Regions from separate parts of the Homo sapiens genome. Here region 2 is linked to region 1. A link is an interaction called in ENCODE POLR2A ChIA-PET data of the cell type or tissue named here. Cell type or tissue: PC-9. All regions are shown on one strand. Each heading gives the region's core, and the rest is flanking DNA. Links, peaks and the distances in the headings are about the cores only. Region 1 has its middle 8.0 kb from the start of BST1. Region 2 overlaps FBXL5 (F-box and leucine rich repeat protein 5).

Evidence for each region. Peaks named below come from ENCODE experiments on the same cell type or tissue, not always from the same donor. Only the 100,000 strongest peaks of a DNase experiment are listed, where the experiment ranks them.
Region 2: POLR2A ChIA-PET joins it to region 1 with 5 read pairs; 2 of 35 experiments call an interaction of 5 or more read pairs at or near these places.

Annotation. Positions count from the first base shown.
Region 1 is chr4:15,692,346-15,697,738 of GRCh38, reverse strand. No RefSeq gene overlaps it. Among named protein-coding and RNA genes, the nearest start is that of BST1, 8.0 kb to the left of the region's middle. RefSeq lists an enhancer at 2,008-2,604. In PC-9, for the core only: no CTCF peak of the experiment used is centred there; DNase peaks (open chromatin) are centred at 2,388 and 3,148; H3K27ac peaks cover 1,776 bases.
Region 2 is chr4:15,606,392-15,611,784 of GRCh38, reverse strand. The region is part of intron 10 of FBXL5 (F-box and leucine rich repeat protein 5); the gene reads left to right. Among named protein-coding and RNA genes, the nearest start is that of FBXL5, 46 kb to the left of the region's middle. In PC-9, for the core only: no CTCF peak of the experiment used is centred there; no DNase peak of the experiment used is centred there.

The DNA of each region.
Region 1 (5,393 bases), core at 64-5,063:
GGATTACAGGCGTGAGCCACTGTGCCTGGCCTAATATTCCTATTTTCTACCTGGAAGGATATATGCCTGGATGATAGCAATGTGGAGCTGAGTGGGGGAAGGTGGCTGGGAGAATCTCACTATTCAGTATAAAGATTTTCACTTATCCCTCCTCTCTCACCACATTTTTAGTAGAAGCTCTGGCCTCACTGATGCCTGGTACCCCACAACCTAGAATCTTTGGTCTACTCTTCAGGAAATATGTTGCTGCACAGGATTAGGGAGGGCATTCTTGGACTTCCAACTACTTTTTTGACTTCCAGCCCTACATCCACTCCCACTTTCATGTTAGTGACAGACCTTTCTTCCAATTCCTCTTCCTTTTGAGGGTTCATGACATCAAACAACTTTCTTCACAGCTTACATTCTCTTTCCCCACTAGCCAACTGAGGTTTCAGCCTTCACTGGCCAACTAAATTGTTACCCCTTCCTCATTTTCTTTCCACCATCCCAAATTCTGTTCCTGACAACTCCTCTTCTTTTCTCTTTTCCCTCATGGTTTACTCCTTTTTCATTTTGTTTATATTCATCTTATTCATTGTCATGGGGGATGAGTTTGTTTTGAGGGAAGAAGTCTTTCATACCTCACAAACCCTCAAAACATGACTTTATCTTGATGTGTGAGGCAACAGGAAATACACAGCACCACTTCTGAAGTATCCATGCATCTGTCTGTCTATCTATCTATCTATCTAATCTGAATCTAGCAAACTTTCAGATTTAACTACAGTTTTCAGGAAATATAGAGGATAGAGGGACATGTTAAATGATACCACAGGCAGTCATGCACTGAAACCGGCTGACAATATTTGACAGGTATATTTTCAAAAATGTATCAAAAATCTGGGAGCCATTTGTTAAACACAGTCATATTAAAAATTAAATTATATAAACTTACAATAAAATAAATTATATTAAAAGCAGGCCGGGCACAGTGGCTCACGCCTGTAATCCCAGCACTTTGGGAGGCCGAGGCGGGTGGATCATGAGGTCAGGAGTTCGAGACCATCCTAGCTAACATGGTGAAACCCCATCTCTACTAAAAATACAAAACATTAGCTGGGCGTGGTGGCGGGTGCCTTTGGTCCCAGCTACTTGGAAGGCTGAGACAGGAGAATGGTGTGAACCTGGGAGGTGGAGCTTGCAGTGAGCTGAGATTGCGCCACTGCAATCTCAGCCTGGGCTACAAAGCCAGATTCCGTCTCAAAAAAATAAATAAAAGCAAAGGTAATAAACATCCAAAATACATAACTTCTTAATTATTTTACTACATGTTGCTATTATTTATGCTCTTGGGGATATTTATATCTATTTTATTTTGGGTCTACGTACCAAAAGCCAAAAACCAAATTTATATATTGACATTCATCAAAGCTAAGAAATTCTGCTCTTCAAAAAACACCACTAAGAAAATGAGCAATCCACAAATTGGGATGTACTTGCAATACATGTATCTGACAAAGGCATGTATGTAAAAAACAGGGTTGTCCAATCTTGTGGCTTCCCTGGGCCACATTGGAATAACCCACACATAAAAAACACTAACACTAACATAAGACTAACACTAACTTCAGCCACACATAAAAAGCACTAGCATTAGCTGATGAGCTTAAAAAAAAAAAAGAAAAAGTTCTGTGTGTTACATGTAGTTAGACAGGCATGAGTGCAGCAGGAGAGGGCTCTTCCCCCACCCACTAGGAATGTCGGGTGTTGGTTTGGCACTTATTACATTGCCTCTTTAAAAGTGATAAATTGGCAGCTGACACCAGGGAGAGGCCATTTCCTTATGGTCCACACCTGCGGCACTAAACGGTTAATTGAATGCAGAGACCAGGGAAAAGCAACTTCCAGGGCATGTACATTAAGAGACAAAATGGTGGAGTATGACCTTCCAGGGGCACTCCCCTGGAAAATGGAAGAAAGCCTCAGATGGCATGCATACAGCTTCCTAAACACATTGTGCATGCTCACCTCCCAAGTACATTAAATAAAAGCAGTTGTTATGCTTGTGTGCATGGCCGGCTGGAGGCCCAGAGAGTCCCCTTTCCACTCGGATGGTCTCCCAGTCGACCGGGCATGGGCTGCATGGTAGCTCTCTTCCAGGATTCTACGGCTTGGGGCAACAAATCATGCCAGGCTCTCTCTCTGCTATATCCCGAAGTCCAACACCCTGCGAGTCAGCCCCCGAGGACCACTCAGCTTCCTTTTCCCGTCAATTTCACCTTGTGTCTGTCACCACAGGGGGAGAATTTGGCATTCCTTGGAAGCTTAATGGGATGCCGTGAGCTTAAGCCTTTCCAGGAGCTTACTCATCAGTCTGCCCTTAGTCATCCTCAAACAGATGTATGGTGGTATTGTGGTGAACACTTACTGGACACTCTGCCAGGTAACTGGAGTGGTACTTACACTCTTGTCTAATTGGCTATCCCTTTCACCCTGACATTTCATCAACCAGAAAAAGAAAAACCACAACACCTCCCCCGCCAAAAAAAAAAAAAGAAGAAGAAAAGCCTCTTATGGATCTTTTGACTCTCAAGTTAACATAGACGTCATTGGAGTCCCACAAGAAGTGCCTAACAGATTCAAAGTCCATGACCAAATAGCTGCAGAATTTAAATCCATATTTCCACAGGTAACTATTAATAAAAATGTGGCTTGGATAAATTACATCTATTATAATCAGCAACAGTTTATTAATTACACCAAGGATGCTATCAAAGGAATAGCTGACCAATTAAGGCCTACTAGCCAAATGACTTGGGAAAACAGAATAGCTCTAGACATGTTATTAGCCAAAAAAGGTAGGGTTTGTGTTATAATTAAAACCCAATATTGCACCTTCATCCCAAACAACACTGCTCCCAATGGAAGCATAACAAAGGCCTTGCAGGGATTTACTGCTTTATCCAATGCATTAACTAAAAATTCTGAAGTCAATGACCCTATTTCAGAATGGCTAGGAAAGTGGTTTGGTAAATATAAAGGAAACATAGCCTCAATTCTTATTTCTCTTGCAATCGTACTAGACGAACTCGTTAGGTGATGTGTCATACCATGCATCCATAGGCAAATACAAAAGATTGTACAAACAGCACTTACTAAAGCCTCCCTTAGTTCTCCTCCACCTTATTCAAGTAAGCTTTTCCTTTTAGAAGATCAAAACAAACGGCAAAGCCAAGACATGTTAAAGAGTTTGAAGAGAAAAATCATAAGAAAATTTAAAAGGGAGGAGTTGTAAGATACAATGAATTTCTCTGAGTTTCTCTTCAAAAATGTAGCCTGCTAACTTCCTTGTCTTTTGTTCTCAAACTCAACTTTCCTGTTCCTCCTTGTCCCTAGTTACTGTAAAACAGCCTACCCCTTTTCTGTCATCCCTAATCAATAACTCACATCTATTCCCTTGGTTACCTGCACCCATTGTGTCCCTGAAACTGCACGTCTCACATGCTCCACCTCTGTAGCTCACGTCCCCCTCCCCTTTTATATTTAGAAAAATATGTACAAGTAGCCAATAGGGTCAGCTCAGATTGTGCAGTCTGACCCTACCCATGGGGGAGGGACACAGAAGTAGGAATTGCGTTAAGGATATAAAAACCCCCCAGTCTCCTTTGTTCTCTGTGCTCTTGCGATCTTAGTTGATGCAAGTGGCACCCTTCTGCAGAAGTCAATTGCCTTGCTGACAGGATTAAACTTTTGCCTGACTGCTGGTTTTACTTCACGGCACCGAGCATTTATTCCTCGAGCTTTTTATATCCAACAAACTCAAAAATAAGAAAAACAACCACATCTTAAAATTGGCAAAATAGTTAAACAAATGCCTCACCAAAGAAGATATTCCATTCCTAGGTATTTACCAAAGGAAAAATGAAAATACATCTATGCAAAGATTTGTGCCCATGTTTGTAGAAGCTTAATTCGTAACTCAAAACAGTAAACAATGCAAATGTCCAACAACAATATATTAATAACTTGTAACATCATCATATAATAGAGTATTATTTAGCAATACAAAAAAATGACAAATCTTTTAAAAATATGCTGAATGAAAGAAGCTAGATGTAAAAGAACACAAACTTTATTACTCCACTTACATAAATTTCTAGAAGAAATAGTAGTATGCTGATATACACAGTTGGCGGAAAAGAGATTTCAGATGGAACGAATTGCCTGAGCAAAGGCAGAAAAGGAAAAACCATGGAGCTTCTGAAAACAGTTGAAAATTTAGTTTGATTGGTAAACAGGTTGCAGATGGAGATTGGACAGGAAAGTTAGGGTCATATCTTAAAACCATTGAGCACAATGCTAAGGCATTTTCACTTTGTTCTCTTGATCATTATGAGTTATCAATAATTTCTGAGCTTCCTTATTGAAAACTGTGTTTCTTTTCTTGGCCAAAATTCTTGATTGCCAGAGAATGAAGAGAGATTATGCATTTAAAGGCCTTAGAATAGTGTTTCATAGTGTGCTCTCATTGATGGTTTTGAATGCTTATCTAATATGTTCTGTGTGTTTATTGTCCGTTGTGGAAGGCTGAAAAATAGGCCAGCAAAGATGTCCATGTCCTAAACCCTGGAGCCTATGAATACGTTACTTTACATAGTAAGAAGGCCTTTGCAGATGTGATTAAATTAAGGATCTTGAGATGAGCAGATTATACTGGCTGATCTGGATGAGTCCAATGTCATCTTAAGAGTCCTTACAGGAGGAAGTCAGGTAAATCAGAGACACAGAGAAAATAATGTGATGGCAAAAGCAGAGAGATACTTGAAGATATTATGCTGCTGGCTCTGAAGATGCAGGAAGGAGCCATAAGACAGGGGACGCAGGCAGACTTCAGAAGCTTGGAAGGGTAAGGAAACATTCTTCCCTGAATAATCCAGATGGAATGAATCCTGCTGATACCTCGACTTTTGCCCAGTATACATTGGACTCCAAAGAAGAATAAATTTATGTTGCTTTAAGCCACTATGTGGCAATTTGCTAAAGCAGCAATAGGAAACAAATACAGATTAGGGTACCTGAAACCATCACTCTTTCTGCCCCTTTTCCCCTTCATTTGTAAGGTTGAACTTGGGAATCACCAGGAGTAGGACTATTATTCTTGTTTAATCTTGACCAGAGTCCACAAGGAAGGCACCCCAAAGAAAAAGCAAGATTGGAGAATAGGTGAGTTCAGTCATCAAGATAAAGATTTTTCTGGCCCCAAATTATGACAACTTTGCTGTAACAAACACTAAAATTATGGAAGTAATTTGGATTTGGATAATCTGTAGAGAGACTGGAAGAATTCTTAGGAATATGATAGAAGAGGCCTAAATATGCTCGAATAGGCTGTTAGTAAAAATACGGGTGTT
Region 2 (5,393 bases), core at 95-5,094, 86 kb after region 1:
AGCAAAGATTGAGGGGAGAGGACAGTATGTAGTATTGAGAAGAGTCTGAGATGCTTTAGACATGACTAGAATTCCTGTAGTATTTTGGAAATTGATTCCTGAACCTACTTTCAAAAATCACAAGAAATACTTCTTGATTTTGTTCTTTTAAACATATTCTACCCTACAGTGGTCTTATTGAACATGCTTTTTCAAAGTATGTTCAGTGCCTTTTTGCACATTTGATAGTCACTGGTAGAGACTGAATTTCCCAGAAGCATAAAAAGCTGCTCTTCTGTTATTAGTAAGCAAATCAACCTCCTGTATTTATAACTGGAGAAAATTTTAGATGGCTCAGACTACTATGTACCTGTCTTTTTATACTGCGCCCTATTGTCTTTGAGTGCCCAGTTCACCTTAAGATGACAGGAAAATCAACAAAATTTTTCTCAGGCAGAACAATTGACAGGAGTCAGGAAGACCAGAGGGAGTAATGACATACCGCAAAATGGAGAAAACTGCTATTTCTCGAGATTAGGTTTTCCTTAAAATATATAAGAGGAAACTGGAGATGGTAGCTCTCTTATTTCAGGAATCACATTGTTATGCAGGAGATGACCTCCCATGTTCTTGATATATCAGCACTAAGTTGGACATTTCTTTGTTTTCTGTTGCCTTCTGTGTATAATCAAGGAATGGCCAAAGTGAATGTCATCATAGTTGGTGAAAGTGAATGTCATCGTAGTTGGTGAAAGTGAATGTCATTGTAGTTGCAACATGCTAAGCCTATGAAAACAAAGTTTGATTGATGCAGTGAAGCTGTTACTTTTGTGGATGCTGTGGATTTGAGAACGGAGTTTTGTTAACATAAAGTTATTTTATTGTAGGTTTAGTGCTATACTTCCACTTCCTAAGGCTTATAGGACATATTATCAAGAGTAATTAATAAGCAATTGTTTTTTATCAGAAAAAATTTTATTTGTATGTTGCATTTGAATTTTTCATATTGATTTCAGCATAGGTTATGCTTTGGAATAAATCTCACTATTGAATTCATTATATTTATTTTTGGATTCATAGATGTTATTGGGTAGAGGGAGGGGACTGGGTTTCAGTTTGTTTTTATGCTTACTTGTTTTATGTTTGTATGTTTTTAAACTTTGAAATAATTTAGATGATGGGATAAAATGAAATAATTAAAATCTTTTGCACTTTGTCCTTATGCATTTCCTCTAAACTTGTTTTGAATATATAGTTTCAGAGGAGCTATTATATTCCTTTTGTTGAATGTAAAAGTTTTTTTGGATAAATGATTGATTTTTTAAAATAAATGAATTGTGATGAAGATATCTGACTTTGAAAGATTTGAAAGGAAATTTCAGTGCTTGTATAATCCAATATTAACTCTCCTTTTATAGCTTATTGAAGCATGATTTGGGGGAATGGAAAGCCTTTAAAATTTACAGGGTGACTTGTTAAATAACTTGTGTCTGAGTTCCACATAGGTTGTTCTTAAAGCAATGCTCTCTCATAGTCTTTTCCTTAAAAGGATATGTGGACAACCTAGAAAGTGTTAGAAAGAAGTTGTGTTGTATCCAGTTTTGCAAGATGACACTTGTTCCAGTATCTTTCAAAACAGCTCAGCTTGTACAGTAGATATCTAGTGAATGCTCAGGGGCATCCTTGTTACTATTTTTATTATTTCTGAAAGTAGTGTGTTTTAATACGTGGTATTAGAGCAATGGAGAAGTGTATTTAGGTGACAAATTATATTTCAAATATTTGAAAGTGACGTTTAGCTAAAAATATATTTTTTAAAAGAAAACATATATAGTTAACTATCAGGTTACTAAATGTAAAAGAAGTTAATACTGATAAACATTAGTCATTAAGTAATACATGATAAGTAAAGCAGAATGATCTATTTTCCAAGCATTAGCAGAGATTTTGGAGATAATAAGTTAGTTATCATATATTCAAACAGTGCCCAGTACAGTGCAAGACACTGTACATAAAGTGTCTTGATATAAAATGCAAGTCTAGATTCTTCTGAATGATTCTTTATGACTTTTAAATTTATTTGATAAGATTTGAAAAGTCTTCTTAGCCATAACATTAAAAAATTTCTTTAACATTTAAGAAGTGTTAAATGGAATAGCATAGTTGTAGAGCTGTGAAGAACATTTGAGCAATGATAGCAAATAAACTTTTTTACTGATTTGCATTTCAATGTATGTATAATTTATAAATTAAGATAGATTAGCTCATAGTTTTGGAGGTGACACAGTCTCAGATGATGTGCTCTTTTATGTTTCTAATTTAAGTTAAAGAGGAATTAAAGGTAAGTGAAGGTAAGTGCAGATATACAGCATAAGTAATATACTTAGAACTCAGTAAAAACAAGTTATTCAATAATAAAAGTCTGGAGAAATAATAGCTAACCTTATACTTCCTATCATCTGATACTTAAAAATGCTTTCTTATAAGATTATTCTTTACCACGCATTTAAATATTTTAATGATTATTCAATTATATTTTTCTATTTTCTTTATTATTCCTTAATGTAATTTAGGCTTTATATATCTTAACCATTTGGGTTCTGTGTCCTACATCGAGATGGAAGTTTGCTGGTGATAAGTCAAATATTTAAAGGGAACTACCTTGTGAATTATCTTCGTCTGTTAAAGCATAGCTGTCTACCTGGCAATCCATCATATCTTAGTCATATTTCTTTCTAGTTTTCCCTCACCTTTTCTGTTGTCCATTTATTCTGTTGTCCATTTATTCACTTCTCTGAACAGTCCTTCTGTGTTACTTAAGGATTTTATTGTTAATGTTGCTTATACTTTCCATGCTTTGGAAGGTGTTAGTCTCCTGTTTTCTACAATGTGATACTGAGTTTAAAACAGTGCTTGTCTTCATTTTTGTTTTGGCTCAGGCCTTCAGCAGATCCTTTAATGGGTGCTGTCACTTTCATGATTATTGGGATCAAATACCAGTAACTACTCTTATTATTTACCTTATCATAGGATTGTAGTTTTGAGTCATTTAATACTATAGTTACTGATTAAGTTCATATAGCCTTCTTTAAACAGATTCTGCTTTCAAATTTGAAAACAATATATTCTCTCTCTTCACTCTGTATACTTAGAATCTCACTGAAACTCAATTCTGGTGAACTTAAAATGTATTCAGAGTTCTTGCCTATATTCATATAAAATGTGTCTACTCACTGAGTAGACACATTTTATATGAATATAGGCAGGAACTTTGTTTTGTGATAAATAAGGAGATGCTGACAGTAGGTTTGTGCTTTTTACCTAATACAGGGTAAAAACTTTTATTTCTACATTTTTCTTCCCCCATTATCTCTGCCACCATCCCTTAGACTTCAGGAGCATAATGACCCAGGTAGCTAGGGTGGAAACTGAGCATGTGGACCCTACATCTTTTGGGGAGGGTGGTGAAAAACTGTGTCATGTCAGGTTAGATCTGAATCTCTAGGAGAATAGCTTTTTTGATCTGTTTGCTCCTTTGAGTCTCCCTTTTACTTTATCCTTTGAAAACCAATTGCATACTTCACTTCCATTGCTTCCAGATATGGCATATTTTTCTTAGGCTACTGTTGAAATTTAGCATAATATTTCTCCCTTACCTTTCTGTCCTTTTAAAAAAATAGGACTATAGTAAGTCCTCCGTGTCGGTGGTATGTTTTTGGAAACTGACTTTAAAGAAAACATACAGGAAGTCCTCAAATAGTGTCATTTCATTATAATGATGCAAACAAAACAACTACCTTTGTTATACGTTATTTTGCTTAGAGTCGCAGTTTCTAAGAACCTATCGATGTTAAGTGAGGACTTAATGGTATAGACATTTTGAAATATTTGAGGGAGTTGCAGTTTGGAAAAATTGTATAGAGTCTTCATGTCTCTTCTTATTTCTTTAAAAAAATTTAGAATGGAATTTTAATCTGATAAAATGATAATCAGATCCATTTTGGCAAAACCCAGTGAATCTGGCATTTCATGATGGACCTAAGGGTCAGAGCAGGAGAATGGCAGTGAGGCAGGGCTTGTGTCTTGAGGAGAGGCACTAGGTGATTGGTAGACAAAACAGTGGGCAGTGTAAGGGGTGAGGAAAGACAAGCTAAGAAGGGGAATAATGGGGATTGGGTGGTGCACAGTGGGTAAAGCTGGCATTATATTCAAAGGAAAAACTTGGTTAAAGATTGGCAGTGGGAGAAGAATTTCAGATCATAGGGTTGCTTCTCAGGGCATTTTTAATAAGTATTCAATATATACTAAAACATTTTATCTTGAGTTTGTGATTAAGATGATTAACATTGTTTCTTATTTTAAGGGAAAATAATTTTAACAAAATGCTGCTTTGTGAATTTTAAATATTTAACATATTTAACTTCTCATTTAAAGACCAGAAAAGATTGTTATTTTGATTAAATAAAAATTGGCTTTAGTAATTCAACTTTATATTTAAAATAATTTTAAACTTCCTGTTATGGAAAAATTTAACATCGAATAATACAACGAATCCTCATGTACCATCAGCTTCAGCAGTTATAAACCTGTGGGCAGTCTCCTTTCATCTATACCATTGCTCATTCCCATATCTACTCCGCCATTAAGCTAATCACAGGTGTCATATCAACTTAAAAATTAATATGACTGAAAGCATAAGCTGTTGTAGTTCCACATATTTGCGTAATGTTTATTAGTTTCTTTCCTAAGACTGTATGTCTTAAGAAATTTGCCCTTTGTATTTTGTATGTGCCATTTGGGGAATATAAGGAAAAGTTAAATTTCTGGAAATTAATGTGTTCTATGTGTTTAGTTGGAAGTAATTGTTATGGTAGTATTAGCTTACTTGCTTTTTTGTTGTTGTTGTTGCAGCCGAGTGCTGTTTTAGAAAATAAAAAGTAAATTTAAAATGTGTTTTTGAGTTAAGCTAGATATCACCCCAGAGTACTGTGATTTTTCAGTTACAATCCATTTGATATATTCTGCAGTAAAATTATATTTCATGTACAGTTTTCATTTTGTATTGTTCCTTATATCACAATTGCAAGTATTTTGGTTGTTCTTGTTGATATGTAAAGAACAAATTAACTACTCCTTATTTGTTCATGGTATAGACATAATGAAAGACTTCAATATAGTTGAAACAATCTTTTCCACATTTGCCTGCTTTTATGAAAATATCATTCATTCAGAGTACTTGACATTTGAATATGTGCTGTGAAACTTCTTCTTTGATATTTTCTAATTCTCAGCTATGTTCCCTAATGGGTCTTGTATCTAGTGCCTGGGTAGCATAGTGTGACTGGGATAAAATGTCAGTTATTCCACAGATTTTTTTTTATTCTTTGTAAGTGAATGATAATTTTTACTATGGC